Linked DNA regions of Homo sapiens: regions 1 and 3 are each linked to region 2. The links are chromatin contacts, found by Hi-C or POLR2A ChIA-PET in ENCODE. All regions are on one chromosome and are shown on one strand. The core of a region is the stretch at or near the end of the contact, and the rest is flanking DNA. Distances in the headings are between cores, read along the strand shown. Region 1 holds the start of GIHCG (GIHCG inhibitor of miR-200b/200a/429 expression). Region 2 holds the start of LINC01465 (long intergenic non-protein coding RNA 1465). Region 3 holds the start of HELB (DNA helicase B).

The links. Hi-C counts contacts between places; a loop is a spot of excess contacts on that map. ChIA-PET counts read pairs that join two places held with the same protein, here RNA polymerase II (POLR2A). Pooled maps may share reads with other maps.
Region 1: a map of OCI-LY7 shows a loop between it and region 2 (7-fold over the local background). The contact joins the promoter of GIHCG here to the promoter of LINC01465 in region 2. A Hi-C loop is called at or near these places in 4 of 168 maps with a recorded cell type or tissue (CD4-positive, alpha-beta memory T cell, CD8-positive, alpha-beta T cell, OCI-LY7 and 1 more), 3 of 37 single-sample maps with no recorded cell type and 12 of 50 pooled maps. POLR2A ChIA-PET finds 5 or more read pairs at or near these places in 1 of 52 experiments (T-cell).
Region 3: a loop to region 2 is called in a map of naive thymus-derived CD4-positive, alpha-beta T cell, with 4 times the contacts of the local background. The contact joins the promoter of HELB here to the promoter of LINC01465 in region 2. A Hi-C loop is called at or near these places in 1 of 168 maps with a recorded cell type or tissue (naive thymus-derived CD4-positive, alpha-beta T cell) and 8 of 50 pooled maps. POLR2A ChIA-PET finds 5 or more read pairs at or near these places in 1 of 52 experiments (CD4-positive, alpha-beta T cell).

The regions. Positions count from the first base shown.
Region 1 is chr12:57,934,732-57,937,431 of GRCh38, reverse strand. It overlaps GIHCG (GIHCG inhibitor of miR-200b/200a/429 expression), which reads left to right and starts at 1,268. Exons shown (of 3, transcript NR_038269.1): 1 at 1,268-1,593; 2 at 1,879-1,962. RefSeq lists enhancers at 842-1,342, 1,343-1,843.
Region 2 is chr12:62,602,151-62,604,850 of GRCh38, reverse strand. LINC01465 (long intergenic non-protein coding RNA 1465) reads left to right here and starts at 1,417. Exons shown (of 1, transcript NR_121682.1): 1 at 1,417-2,700. It overlaps MIRLET7IHG (MIRLET7I host gene), which reads right to left and starts at 2,108. Exons shown (of 2, transcript NR_186001.1): 1 at 2,016-2,108. MIRLET7I (microRNA let-7i) reads right to left here and starts at 1,165; the gene lies at 1,082-1,165. RefSeq lists enhancers at 725-1,246, 1,247-1,768, 1,875-2,064, 2,145-2,254, 1,769-2,290 and 1 more and silencers at 1,095-1,394, 1,485-1,794.
Region 3 is chr12:66,301,126-66,303,825 of GRCh38, reverse strand. HELB (DNA helicase B) reads right to left here and starts at 1,333. Exons shown (of 13, transcript NM_001370285.1): 1 at 1,036-1,333. The coding sequence starts at 1,222. RefSeq lists enhancers at 3-312, 343-442, 1,074-1,153, 1,214-1,263.

The sequences.
Region 1 (2,700 bases), core at 19-2,518, 4.7 Mb after region 2:
AATACAAAAATTAGCTGGGTGTGGTGGCGCCGCCTATAATCCCAAGCTACTCAGGAGACTGAGGCAGGAGAATTGCTTGAGCCCAGGTGGTGGAGAGGTTGCAGTAAGCCGAGATCGGGCCACTACACTGCAGCCTGGGCAACACAGTAACTTTGTCTCAAAAAAAAAAAAGTTTTTTAAGTTCCAAACTAGCATATACAGTATGATTCCATTTTGAATTTGTACTTACTATAATTCATAGAAAGGGTCTGGAAGACTCCTACAAAGTATTCACATTGGTTGTCCTTAAATGGGTAGGATTTGGAGGTTTTGTGTTTTGGGGGTTTTTTTGGCCTTCATTTTCTAAAGCAAAAATAATTGCTTTTTTAATGGGAACTAAATTATTTAAAATTGTATAAATCTATCACAGTAACAAATAAATTACATATAATTGTAAAGAGTTTACCACCTGTCAGCTGTGAAAGTTGATCATATAAATCGGGTCACTTTTGTCATACCAGTTAAAGAGTGGAGAGGCCAGAGGGAAAAAACATTCAGGTCACAAATATCACTTGAAAAATATAATTCTCTACAGGCCTGGCTGCTGAAACTGCCTGCTAACACTTAAAACCAATTTAATCTAAAGGCTACTAAGACAGTCTGCTACAATTCTAAGACTAATTTTACCCACCACCGTCACTCAGCAATCAGTTTGCCAACCCCACCAAAACATTAATAGTGCCAATAAACTCTCTTGGAGACCAATACGTAACATTTCTCCTTCTTATAAAGTCTCTAACCTCTTCACTCTTCAGACATCCCGAAGACCACCCCAGTCTACATATATGCCCCAAATTACTATTTTCTTCCCAAATAAAGCATTCTAATTTCAAAGATTCATCTCTATATTCTGACTTAACAGCTTTTAACACTTAATGCTGTTTTTTAGTTGACAAATAAAAATTATATTTATAGTATAAAACATGTTTTGAAATATATATACATTGTGGAATGGTTAAATAAAGCTAACATGTACCCTTCGGCTTTTTAAAAACTAACGTCCAATTCATCCAATTCCGTGAGAGTAAAGCCTTTGCTTAGCTTTCCAGTCCTGTTAAACGGGGGGGAAACAACAAAAGGGTCCTCAGGGCCCTGCCCAACAATACGCCACATTCTGTCTAGTAAAGCCACACAGCCAGAAAACGCCAGGTGACTGGCAGGCAGATACTTCCGGAAGAAGTCGGCCCTCCGAACCCGGAAGTGAAGCGATAAGACGCACGGTGTTCTGGGAGGAGTTACGCAGGCAGGGTTGTGGTTGCTGGCTGTTACCAGGACAACCGGAGGCGATTGACCGTTATCTGCGGTTTGGAGCCGTTAGCGGGAGAGGCAGAGATATTCAGAGGTCTTTTAGGATGCGCTAAAGGGTCGTGAGGGCTCTCTTAAAATTTTCTTCACAAGCGGTTATCCAGTCGTGCCCCGCGGCCCTGCTGCTGGCCCCGGGGATCTGAGTCGTACCCTCTTGTTTTTCTCTGAGTCAGTCTTAAGGTGAAATGAAGTGTGGCCCAGTGGCTCCTCACTGTCGCTTCTCTAGTTTTCTGCCTCCTTTTAGAAAATGTAAGTTGAGAATTTCTAATTTACATCGGGATGTGTTCTAATGCGCTTGTTTTTAAAACTGTGGAAAATTTTTAAAAGAAAATAAATCTCACCAGTCATCCAGCTACCCAGAAGTAACATTTTCATGCATTACCTATTAATTTTTTTCTCTGCATATTTTTTCATAGTTGAGATAATTTAGGGAAAACCATTTTGTGTCCTTCATATATGGATGAATACAATATAATTTTGGTATTAATATCATAGCAACAAAGAAGGCATTGAAGGCTTTAAATCTGTTTACAGTGAATTGAAAAGACAGGATGAAGTGGACACAGCATGTGAAGACAATTCTTTCAAGAAGTTTGGCTGTCAAGGAAAACAGAGAATGTGAGTAGCCAAAGCAGAATGACAGTGAAAGAAAGAAATTGGGAGCCAGACAATACAGCCCGACAGTTTACGCCTGTACGGATGTACCTCTTTCACAAAAGATTGAGTATGCTTGGGGAAAAAAAATACACACTATAATAGGAGAAAATGATGAAGAGAAACTGAGGTAAAGGTAATTGGAAAACAAAATAAAGCCAGGGGTATATTAATACCCCAAAACTTCATACCAAAAGGTCCGTGTATTTACTAGAGGGGTGCCACAAATTGGGCTCTGAGGTTCCTAGCAATTAAACCAAAGGGAAAATATAAGTTTAACATGATCCGTATGAGGGAGGAGGCCTAATGGCATATTATAGAATCCTGTTACACATTAGCTGTATGAAATTGATTGGGTAATGTAAGCTCTTTAGACCTCATTTCTCCGTCTCTTAAAGAGTGGGGAGAGGAAGCAGGAGACTGTTAGACGAGTTGATCTTTTAATATCTCTTCCACTACTGACAGTCTATGATCATATAGGCCAGAGACGGCAAACTCAGATGCCTAAATTAGGGACTAAGAAAGTTTCATAAGTGAGGAAATGGACTGAATGTGACAAAAGCAAGGAGTGATAGAGATTGGAATGTTAGAGTTGATTGAGCTGTCCCATCTAAAACTCCAGCCAATTCTTGCAAAAATAAGGACTCAGTGTTGCCTGATTTTTCAGGAGAAACAGGAAAATCATATTTTTGATAATATTAT
Region 2 (2,700 bases), core at 168-2,667:
GCGATTACATTATATTCAAAACTACTTATTCTGTACAAATACAGATCAGTTTTCAACGAAAAGTACTAAAACTGACCACTTACTTCCCTCAGTGAAAATAAAATAAAAATACAAGTATCTTGTTTTCCACGCAGACTTCAGGGTATTAGAGCACTGAGTATTTTCATTAGTTATCCAAACTACCTTTTTTCTCTATGCAAAGGTATTTTCCTATTAGGAGTAGTGGCCACTCAGGAATCAAAATGAGTGTTAGTAGATTTTAAACTCAAATCTAGAAACCACTTTCAATTCCTAGTCCTCTTCTCCCATACAAAACCTCAAAGATGTAAGTACCACATAACATTAGAATCAAAGGCCATAAAAACCAAAAAACCAACCCACCACACCAGCAGAATCTGAGCCCCAAGGTTAAACTAAAAAGAAAAAACAAAAAACAAAACCATTCACAGCACACTGTACATAGAATTTATTTGTTTGCCTCATACATTAAAAAATCGGAATAGTGCAATTACCTACAAATAATTTCAATCTTCTCATTCGCGAGTTGCAAAGTTTAAAGAGAAACTTTAAATTGCTTTGGGTTTACGTTTTTAAAGACACACTCAGATTTACTAAGAGAGCATATCAGAAACCAGATCTAAAATGTTAAGGCATAAACTTTAATTATCAGGTCTACTTCTTCTGCCCCTCTAATGCCAGTTCTGCAGATCGCTCACACCACTCCAACCTACAGCTAAAGAATGAAGTAAAACAGGTACACACTAAATTTGGCATTTAACTGCTGAAAGAAGTGTTAGAATTTTTTAGGGTGAAAAAGTTATCTGTATCAATTATCTTACACAATTCCACTCCTTCCTTCAAGAAAAGGAATCCAATGGCTTAGCTCTTTCCCAACCTTTAAAATGCATCGCGGTCCACCCCACTCCCCTCAATTCCTTCTAGGAAAATGTGAAACTAACGGTTTCCGTGGTGGCCGCGCCGGCCGGGCGCCGAGGCTTCGCGGGCTGTCCCCAGGCAGCGCCCCGGAAAACAAAGGGGATTCCCAGCCATTGTCCTCCGCGGCGCTGAGCATCACCAGCACTAGCAAGGCAGTAGCTTGCGCAGTTATCTCCACAGCGGGCAATGTCACAACCCGACCAACAGCACAAACTACTACCTCAGCCAGGGCCATGGTGTCGGGGAGGCACGGGACCACGCGGAGGGCAGCAAAGCGGCTCCGGCGCTCCTCCGTCCTTCCTCGCCGCCGACGTCGGCCCGCCGCCCCTTCTTTTCCTTTGCCTTCCCCCCGCGCCGCGCCCGGAGACCCCGCCCAGCACCCAGCGGCTCGGCTACTCCCGGCGCGCCCCGAGAGCTACGGGGATGAGAGGCGGCGCCGGCGCCCGGGTGATACAGCCGGCGTTCTGTACGTCAGCCACCGCTCTGAAGAGAGAAAAGCGGCGGTGTCCTGCGGAGAGAGCCGCTCCCTCCACTGCCCGAGGGGAGCGCGTCGCCTCAGCCGCTCGAAAGCAGGAAATGGGCGGCAAAAGCGCAGTCAGACACCAACTGGTTCTGGACTGCCCCCGAGAGGCAGCGAGCAGCGCTCCCGCGCTTCGCCCGCTAGGAGCTGCCGCCACGTCCCGAGCTGCGCCGCTCGCGCCCCTCCCTGCTCCGAGTCCCCGGTGGGGGCTGGGCTGCGGCCGAGTCCGGTACCCGGGCCCCCACCCGCGCCGCGCTGTCGAACCCGCCGCCGGCCCGCTCTCGGCGCCGATAATCGCCGGCGGGCATCCCGCAGAGGCTGCCGCCGGCTCCGCCAAACAGCAGCCAAGGCATAGCCGGGAAGTCCCCAGGCCACCCGTTCCCCAGCACCCTTCGGGGAATTCCCGTTCAGCTCTACAGGAGGCGAAAACGGAACAAACGAAAACCCCTTAACAGTGAAACCGGGCCCGGCGATGGCCCGGGTGGCGACTGCGACGACTCGACGCGTGCGGACACAAGACCCGTCTCGCGCTCCGCTGCTCCTGTGCGTCCGGACGAACCTTAGAGATCACTTAAGGAGGCTCGCGCGCTACTCCTCACCACGTGACCGCCCCGCCAGGCCGCCCCCCGCGCCGCCATCTTACATCCGGGACAGAGGCGGCGTCCCCTTTCCCTGCCTTGGCAGGCGTCAGCGTGCTACCAGAAATCAGCCCTGAAAGAGGGGACCCCGATTCCACGTCACCAGAGTGCTGAGGCAGCGGGCGATGCCCTCCATCGGCTCAGCGGGGGGGAGTGGAGTCCCAAACTTTTTTCGGCCTTTGCCCGCAAAGAAGATGGCGGCGCATATCGCCGCCTAAGCGGACACGTTGTACCCTGGCCGTGGTTTGAAGTTTCCGGCACCTCCTTTCCCAACCAGCAAGGACACAACCATACGAGCCCCACCCACGCGGGGTGGCTGCCGTGCTACATTCCGCAGAAAACAGGCGGGAAAGCTGCGGCACAGCCCGCTTTAAACGCAAGCTTTTGGGACTTCTGGTTTTGGCTTTTTCTTTTTAAGCCAAGTTAGGGAGAAGGCTGACTGCCATGGAGCCACTTCTGCTTTTGGCCCAGACAACTTACGGGATTTTTTTTTTCCTCCCATTTAGAGATTTTTTGTAGGAAGTTAACAAATTATTTTAAAGAAGTAGTTAGGGCTTGTCAGATAAAATACAGGACGCCCAGTTAAATTGGAATTTCAGATAACCA
Region 3 (2,700 bases), core at 84-2,583, 3.7 Mb before region 2:
TTAAGTCTCAGTCACAAAGTATACATAACAGGTATAACTTATAGCACAGGAAACTACCTCATAGCACAGGAAACTACTTATACAAGGTTTACCCGAACCACAAGGTTACTAACACCAATTAACAATCATCTGTGCACTGAGGTGTTCCTTGTGTTTCGTTTTTCTTTTTCTTTTCTTTCCTTTTCGTTTTTTGAGATGGAGTTTCATTCTTGTTGCCCAGGCCGGAGTGCAATGGTGTGATCTCAGCTCACTGCAACCCCCACCTCCTGGGTTCAAGCAATTCTCCTGCCTCGGCCTCCCAAGTAGCTAGGATTACAGGTGTGCGACATCACGCCCGGCTAATTTTGTAGTTTTGTTGTTGTTGTTGTTGTTTTACTAGAGACAGGTTTCACCATGTTGGTCAGGCTGGTCTCGAACTCCTGACCTCAAGTGATCCACCTGCCTCGGCCTCCCAAAGTGCGTGAGCCACCGCGCCCGGACTGTTTTGTTTTTCCAAGAAGCTGAGGAAGAACCACGTATTTGACTCCAGGCAATATAGGATAATAATTACAAGTTCTCATTCTATAGAACTTGAGGATAAGTGGTCAGAAGGAAAAATAAAAGTTCCGATTCTGGGTGGAAATAGAGACTCAACATCCACTGTTTCCTTAAGCGTAAAACTACCTTACATTAAAGGTACATTAAATTAAAGGACGACCATTAAAATGAGAATAATTTTAAAAAAAAAAAAAAAAAAAAAGGGCAACCCGCTCGGGTCCCCTTCCACACTGTAGAAGCTTTGTTCTTTCGCTCTTTGCAATAAATCTTGCTGCTGCTCAAAAAAAGAAAAAAAAAAAAAAACCACATAGTATGTGTCCAGTTAAAGTCACTGCTATTATTATAGTCATAATTTTACCCTTGGTAGGATGAAGCAGCTAGACCACTGATAAGCTAAATCTGTTAGCACGACTGGGTGCCTTGCTCAGGGCAAAGCCAGAATGGGAAGCGCTACTTTGGACCCTCCAACCCCATCCCCCGGGCAGACGCCTTCCTCACCGCGGAGGCACCCGGGGAGGCTGCCAGCCTTTACGCCCCCACTGCAGAGCTCCTCGGCGTCGATGAACACGGACTCTTCATCCTCCTCCACGTCGTCGTTTAGGTAGTCGTCGTCCTCCTCCACCAGATCCCTGGGTGGGAGCAGAGGTCCCTGAAGTTGGCGCAGGTACGGACTCGACCTGGCCATGCTTCTCCTGAACTCAACCCAAACAACTCGGGAAAACCCTGGCTAACTGCATGGTCATGATCAGCCAATCAGTTCTACGACTGTAAGGCCATCAACTTCCGGGAACGGCCTGGCGGCCGCCAGCGTACATAAAACCTGAAAGGCAGCGAAGCTCCGCCCCAAGTTTCCAGGAATTGCCGAGGGGAGGGCATGTGGAAGGGGCGGGGCAAGGCGGGTTAGGGGCGGGGAAGGGAGAGCGAGGGGCTGGGAGATGGGCGGGGCTTCCGCTCCTTTTGGAGCCTGGTGCTGGGCGGTGATTATCAGGAAGGTGCTGGGACGAAATCAGCGCTGGGGAGTGACAGGCGTGGCACCTGCAGAACCGCCAGTGCACGGCATCTCCTGCGGAGAGAGAACGGGGAGAAAGTCCACTTCTGCTGAGCTTGAAGAACCTGGAAAAGCAACCCCCACCCCAACCTTCCCAAAACGAAAGTATAGCAGATGCCCTTCTGGAATCGGATCTAGGGCAGGGACCTAGAATTCTGTCTTTTTAATGTACATTCCGGGCTGTCCATTTTGATGCTCAGCTAGGTTTGGACACCACTGGATTAGATAACATTCAAAGTTATTTTTATCCTTTCCTCTGTGAGTACACCCTGGTCTCCCAAACTTATTTAAGCTGGGCTGCTACCTGCTGACAGTGGGGCAAAAGTGTCTCTTTGCAGCCCAGAGTATAGACAGGAATAGGAGAAGGGAAATAGAAGAGAAAGGAACGTGGTTTTAAAAACTATTATGGGGCTATGATTCTCTTACTTGATGAGGATGGTACTTGAAAGTCTTGGTACTATTTAAGAAATACCATAAATATATTACTACATTACTGTATTGATACTGTTTATTTTGGGATTATTCCTGAAATAACTAAACACACACTATTTACTAAATCCAAAAGCACCTGATGCTATATTTAAATATATATAAACGACAACTAGCACCAAATATTTAAGAAAAATGTATAGGAGAAAATATAAAAATTGATTTCTTTTCCTTTGGGTACCAATTGAAAAATGCCCACTTTTGTTGCTTTTAAAAGAAATACTGTTGCAGCTGACAAAACACCAGTGTTTCCAAGGATTGGCTATATGAGGTTGAATTCCTTTGACATTCACATGGCTACTGTTTCCACCACAACATTGAATCTCCTCTGACAAATGTCACACTTACTGTCCTCTTCGTTTCAAAAACCAGTGGATACTTTTCAGCCTTTGTTTTACCTGACCTCTCAGCAGTATTTGATACTGATAAGTATTTTCTTCTTGTAGCATTCTGCTGCCGGGGCTTTTGCAGCTTGCCTTCTCAGATTTTTCTCCTTTCTGGCTATTTACAGTCTTGGACCCCTCTGCTTGCCTGTAAGTACTGTTATTCCCCAAGGCTCCATCCCAAGCATCTTCTTGCTCTATAATCCTTTCCTCAATCATCCTTCACCTACATGCTAATGACTC